Regions from separate parts of the Homo sapiens genome. Here region 1 is linked to region 2. The links are chromatin loops, found by intact Hi-C in ENCODE. Cell type or tissue: HCT116. All regions are shown on one strand. Each heading gives the region's core, and the rest is flanking DNA. Links, peaks and the distances in the headings are about the cores only. Region 1 overlaps TMEM221 (transmembrane protein 221). Region 2 overlaps COLGALT1 (collagen beta(1-O)galactosyltransferase 1).

Region 1 (2,908 bases), core at 239-2,738, 130 kb after region 2:
CACCAACCTCGGCCTCCCAAAGTGCTGGGATTACAGGCGTGAGCCACCACGCCCGGCCCTGAGCCACCACGCCAGGCCCTCAAAATATTTTTAATGAGATGTGAGCCTAAGGCTCACTGTGGGAATTTATATATGTGAAGTGCACGGAACACTGCATAACTTTTGTTGTTTGACTTAATGAAATGCTCCAGAAGTAGTTTTTTTTTTAAAAAAAGGAGAAGGGATGGATGACTTGTGCATCTGAAATTGTCAGGGGAAGTTGGCTTCAGGTGTGGCTGGATCCAGGCACTCAAATTAGGTTATCAGAAATGCCTCTCAGCCGGGTGTGGTTGCTCACACCTGTAATCCCAGCACTTTGGGAGGCCGAGGCGAGTGGATCACTTGAGGTGGAGTTTGAGACCAGCCTGGGCAACATGGTGAAACTCCATCTCTACTAAGTATACAAAAATTAGCCAAACATTGTGGCATACCCCTGTAATCCCAGCTACTCCAGAGGCTGAGGCAGGAGAATTGTTTGAACCTGGGAGGCAGAGGTTGCACTGAGCCAAGATCATGCCACTGCACTCCAGCCTGGGCGACAGAGTGAGATGCCATCTAAAAAAAAAAAAAAAAGAAAGAAAAGAAAGAAATTAGCCAGGCATGGTGGTTCATGCCTGTAGACCCAGCTACTCAGGAGGCTGAAGGCAGGAGGATCGCTTGAACCCAGGGGGCGGAGGTTGCAGTGAGCCGAGATTGTGCCATTGCACAGCCTGGGTGACAGAGTGAGACTCTGTCTCAAAAATGATGTTGTTGATAATAATAATAATAATAAAAGAAAAAAGAAACAGAAATGCTTGTCACTTCACCTGTTCATCTGCTGTTCCCTGAATGGGCTTCTCTCTGAGAAAGATGCCTCTATCTGTAAGCACTTTTGACACGATGCCTGGAGCCTTGAGTCTTTGCACAGGCCAACAGAAATATTAAAGACCTAGGGAATAAGATATCCTCATTCTAAAATACAAGAACAATTACAAAAGGAAAAAAAAGGTAACATTATGTCAGCCTCACTAAGCGTAAAATTGAGAATTCATTCACCTCCCATTTAGATTGTTTTTGAGGCTAGGTGACCTCATTCAGCAAGAATTCCCAAGCACATCCAACCAATCATCCATTCATCGCTAGCTAGAACTAAAAGAATAATTACAAAATCCCTTTCAAAATGTTTCCAGCCAAAAAAAAAAAAAAAGTCCTTGGCCTTGCTTTCACATGTGGGACATCATGCAGTGTGATATCTTCCAAAGCAATAGTACAGAGCCAGAGAACGCGTATAAACAGCCTGGAAAGTGCCAAAAAAAAAAGTCCCCCATGTGTTCTGGGCCCCTCTCCTACCAATACCCTAGACGCTGCAGGAAAATCTATCTGTCCCAGTAGCCCAGGCTAAAGTCTCAGGGCTGACTCTGATAGGCTGAGCTTGGGCCATGTAATATTCCTCCACCAATCACTAACATCAGGGGAAGCAATTAATGCTCTGATTGGCTGAGCTTGGTCCAATGAGGACATCATTGATGCCAAAGTGGCTTAGTGATCCCAAATCCACTCTGCAGTGTAGAGATAGGGACCAAACCAGGGATTCTCCACTGAGACTGATTCTGGCCTCAGAGGAACTTTTGTCACTGCCTGGAGACATTTTTGGTGGTCGCCACAGAGTTGAGGGTGGGATGCTACTGACATCTAGTGGGTAAAAGCTGCTAAACGTCCTACGATGCACCACCACTAAGAATGGTGCCAACTGTATGCTGGAGAGGCTGATGGAGGGCTAGCTAGCTCAGGTCCTCAAAGTCCCTTCTTTTTTTTTTTTTTTTTTCTCTGAGATGGAGTCTTGCTCTGTTGCCCAGGCTGAAGTGCAGTAGAGTGATCCCAGCTCACTGCAACCACCACCTCCCAGATTCAAGCGATTCTCCTCCCTCAGCCTCCCAAGTACCTGGGATTACAGGAGCCCACCAGCACGCCCAGCTAATTTTTGTATTTTTAGCAGAGACGGGGTTTCATCATGTTGGCCAGGCTGGTCTCAAACTCCTGGCCTCAAGTGATCCGCCCACTTCGGCCTCCCAAAGTGCTGGGGTTACTGGCGTGAGCCACCACGCCCGGTCCCTCAAGGTCCCTTCTTATTCACATTGGCTAACTGAGGCCAGAGAGGGGTTGTGAATCTCTCAATGCCCCCCAAGCCTGGGGCGTGGCAAACCTGTGGGCACCAGAGAGTAGAGAGCAGAGGCTGGCTCCTCCACCTTGACCCTCACCCCCACCCCAGGCAGAGACAGACAGAGATGCAGGACCCTGAGAGCTGAGTTGCTGGGGGTGTTTCTGGTTTTGTTTGTTTAGAGACAGGGTCTTGCTATGTAGCCCAGGCTGGACTTGAACTCCTGGCTCAAGCAATCCTCCTGCCTCAGTCTCCCAATCCATGTAGCTGGGACTACAGGTGTACACCACCATACCCAGTTAAGTTGCAGTTTCACTGTGGCAAAGTACACATAACAAAAACATTACCATTTTAGGCCGGACGCGGTGGCTCACGCCTGTAATCCCAGCACTTTGGGAGACCGAGGCGGGCAGATCACGAGGTCAGGAGATCGAGACCATCCTGGCTAACAAGGTGAAACCCCATCTCTACTAAAAATACAAAAATTAGCCGGGTGTGGTGGCGGGCGGCTGTAGTCCCAGCTACTCGGGAGGCTGAGGCAGGAGAATGGCGTGAACCCGGGAGGCAGAGCTTGCAGTGAGCCGAGATTGCGCCACTGCACTCCAGCCTGGGTGACAGAGCGAGATTCCATCTCAAAAAAAAAAAAAAAAAAAAAATACCATTTTAACCAGTGTATTTTATTTCCATTTTTTGAGACAGGGTCTCGCTGTGTCACCCAGGCTGGAGTGCAGT
Region 2 (2,908 bases), core at 261-2,760:
GAGTTCGAGACCAGCCTGGCCAACATACTGAAACCCTGTCCCCACTAAAAATACAAAAAACTAGCTGGGCGCAGTGGCTCATGCCTGTAATCCCAGCACTTTGGGAGGCCGAGGCAGGTGGCTCACAAGGTCAGGAGATCGAGGCCATCCAGGTTAACACAGTGAAACCCCATCTCCAATAAAAATACAAAAAATTAGCCGGATGTGGTAGCAGGCGCCTGTAGTCCCAGCTACTCGGGAGGCTGAGGCAGGAGAATGGCGTGAACCCAGGAAGCGGAGCTTGCAGTGAGCCGAGATCGGGCCACTGCACTCCAGCCTGGGAGACAGAGCGAGACTCCGTCTCAAAAAAAACAAACAAACAAAAAATAATAAAAATAAAAATACAAAAAATTAGCCAGGCGTGGTGGCAAGCGCCTGTTAAACTCAGCTACTTGGGAAGGTGGGGCAGAATCACTTGAACCTGGGAGGCGGAGGTTGCAGTGAGCCAAGATCGCACCATTGCACTCCAGCCCAGGCGACAGTGCAAGACTCCATCTCAAAAAAATAAAAACCAAAAAAACCAAAAACCTAAATTAACAAATTAGCTGAGCATGGTAGTGGCATGCACCTGTGGTCTCAGCTACTTAGGAGGCTGAGGTGGAAGGATCGCTTGAGTCAAGGAGGTTGAGGCTGCAGTGAGCTGTGATTTTGCCACTGCATTCCAGCCTGGGTAACAGCGAGACTCTGTCTCAAAAAAAGGAAATGACAACACAAATATATGTGAGAACTTAAACTGGGAAAACTCTGGTAGCCACAGAGACGCTTCTCAGGCCCGTTTCTGATGGGAGTTGGTGATAAATGGAGACCCACCACCCCCAACTGTAGCCGGGTGGGACCTGGACACCTAAGTATGCCACTCTTGGGTGTTGTGGGGGGCCTGCCCCAGTGATTGTGCAGTCTCCAGGTGTCACCTCAAAAAGACTCAAAAGTCTCCCCCAGGCCAGGCGCAGTGACACACGCCTGTAATCCCAGCATTCTGGGAGGCCGAGGCAGGTGGATCACCTGAGGACAGGAGTTCGAGGCCAGCCTGGCTAACATGGTGAAACCCCGTCTCTACTAAAAATACAAAATTTGCCAGGTGTGGTGGCAGGTACCTGTAATCCCAACTACTCGGGAGGCTGAGGCAGGGGAATCGCTTGAACCCAGGAGGCGGAGGTTTCAAGTGAGCCCAGAATGCGCCACTGCATTCCAGCCTGGGTGACAAAGTGAGACACCGTCTCAAAAAAAAAAAAAAAGTCTCCCCAAAACACAAAGGGCAGGGTGCTATTCCATCTTGAGCCACCAGGGGGAGCCGCAGATAGACTCGTTCAGAAATCGGTAAGGCTGGGGAAACTGAGCCCCGGGACAGAGGCCTCACCCCTCCCACCCAGTCTCCATCTACGCAGTGGTGGGAATGGCAGTGGCTTTGGCAGGGCTTTCTGCGCCCAGTGCAGGGCGAGGCCCACATTAGCAATGGCTGAGATGGGAGCATCATCCCTAGACAACCTCAATTACAGCTCAGCCCTGCGTGCTCCTCCAGTTTTAGAGGGACGGCTGCTGGTTTCATAGTTCATGGATTTTTTTAAAGTTTTATTTATTTATTTATTGATACAGGGTCTGGCTCTGCTGCCCAGGCTGGAGTGCAGTGAAGCAATCTTGGCTCACTGCAGCTTCGACCTCCTGGGCTCAAGGGATCCTCTCGCCTCAGCCTCCCGAGTAGCTGGGACCACAGGTGTGTGCCATCACGCCTGGCTAATTTTTGTTATTTTTTTTTGGTAAAGACAAGGTTTCACCATGTTGCCCACGATATTCTCAAACTACTGGGTTCCAGGGATCCGCCCACCTTGGCCTCCCAAAGAGCTGGGATAATTATTTTTTATTATTATTATTTTTGAGACAGACTTACTCTATTGCCCAGGCTGTAGTGCAGTGGCACGATTATGGCTCACTGCGGCCTCCAACTCCTGGGCTCAAAGGATTCTCCCACCTCAGCCTCCTGAGTAGCTAGAATACAGGCATGTGCCACCATGTCGGACTAATTAAAAAAAAATTTTTTTTTTTGAGACGGAGTTTCACTCTGTTGCCAGGCTGAAGTGCAGTGGCACGATCTCGGCTCACTGCAACCTCCGCCTCCCAGGTTCAAGTGATTCTCCTGCCTCAGCCTCCCAAGTAGCTGGGACTATAGGCATTCGCTACCACACCCAGCTAATTTTTTTTGTATTTTTAGTAGAGACAGGGTTTCACCATGTTGGTCAGTATGGTCTCCATCTTTTGACCTTGTGATCCGCCCGTCTCGTCCTCCCGAAGTGTTAGGATTACAGGCATGAGCCACCGCACCCGGCCAAAATTTTTTTTAATATAGAGATGGGGTCTCACTATGTTGCCCAGGCTGATCTTGAACTCCTAGGCTCAAGCAATCCTCTTACTTTGGCCTCCCAAAGTGCTGGAATTACAGGTTTGAGTCACCATGCCTGGCCTATACATGCAGTTCTTTAGTGAAAACTTGCTGTCCTCTCAGTTTTCATGTCCTCTATAGCTCCTGACTGTCCTCAGGGGGAAGGTCCCTTCCTCAGCCTGGTCTCTGAGGCCATCCACCCTGGCCCTGGATACCAGCCCCAGGGGATCACTGACCTTGCCTGTTCCCCAGGTTCACGTCCCTTCCAGCCTCCCGGCCTTTGCCCACACTACCACCTCCTGCTGCAATCCCCTTTATGGTGAACTCCTACTCAACCTGCCCCTTAATGCCACCTCCTCCAGGAAGCCCACCCGACAACCCCAAGCATGCTGTGTACAGCTACCTGCAAACCAGCACTCTGTGAGAGCAGACACAACCCTCCACCTCGTTCACACGTGCCGTTGCACCCAGCACCCCCCACAGGGACTTGCATCT

The links. Hi-C counts contacts between places; a loop is a spot of excess contacts. Peaks named below come from ENCODE experiments on the same cell type or tissue, not always from the same donor. Only the 100,000 strongest peaks of a DNase experiment are listed, where the experiment ranks them.
Region 1: a loop joins it to region 2, with 6 times the contacts of the local background. A loop is called at or near these places in 33 of 110 quality-filtered maps.

What each region holds. Positions count from the first base shown.
Region 1 is chr19:17,440,147-17,443,054 of GRCh38, reverse strand. The region is part of intron 2 of TMEM221 (transmembrane protein 221); the gene reads left to right. Among named protein-coding and RNA genes, the nearest start is that of TMEM221, 7.1 kb to the left of the region's middle. RefSeq lists a silencer at 1,686-1,735. In HCT116, for the core only: a CTCF peak has its summit at 1,704 (motif pointing left); no DNase peak of the experiment used is centred there.
Region 2 is chr19:17,572,699-17,575,606 of GRCh38, reverse strand. The region is part of intron 6 of COLGALT1 (collagen beta(1-O)galactosyltransferase 1); the gene reads right to left. Among named protein-coding and RNA genes, the nearest start is that of COLGALT1, 19 kb to the right of the region's middle. In HCT116, for the core only: a CTCF peak has its summit at 1,316 (motif pointing right); a DNase peak (open chromatin) is centred at 1,352; H3K27ac peaks cover 845 bases.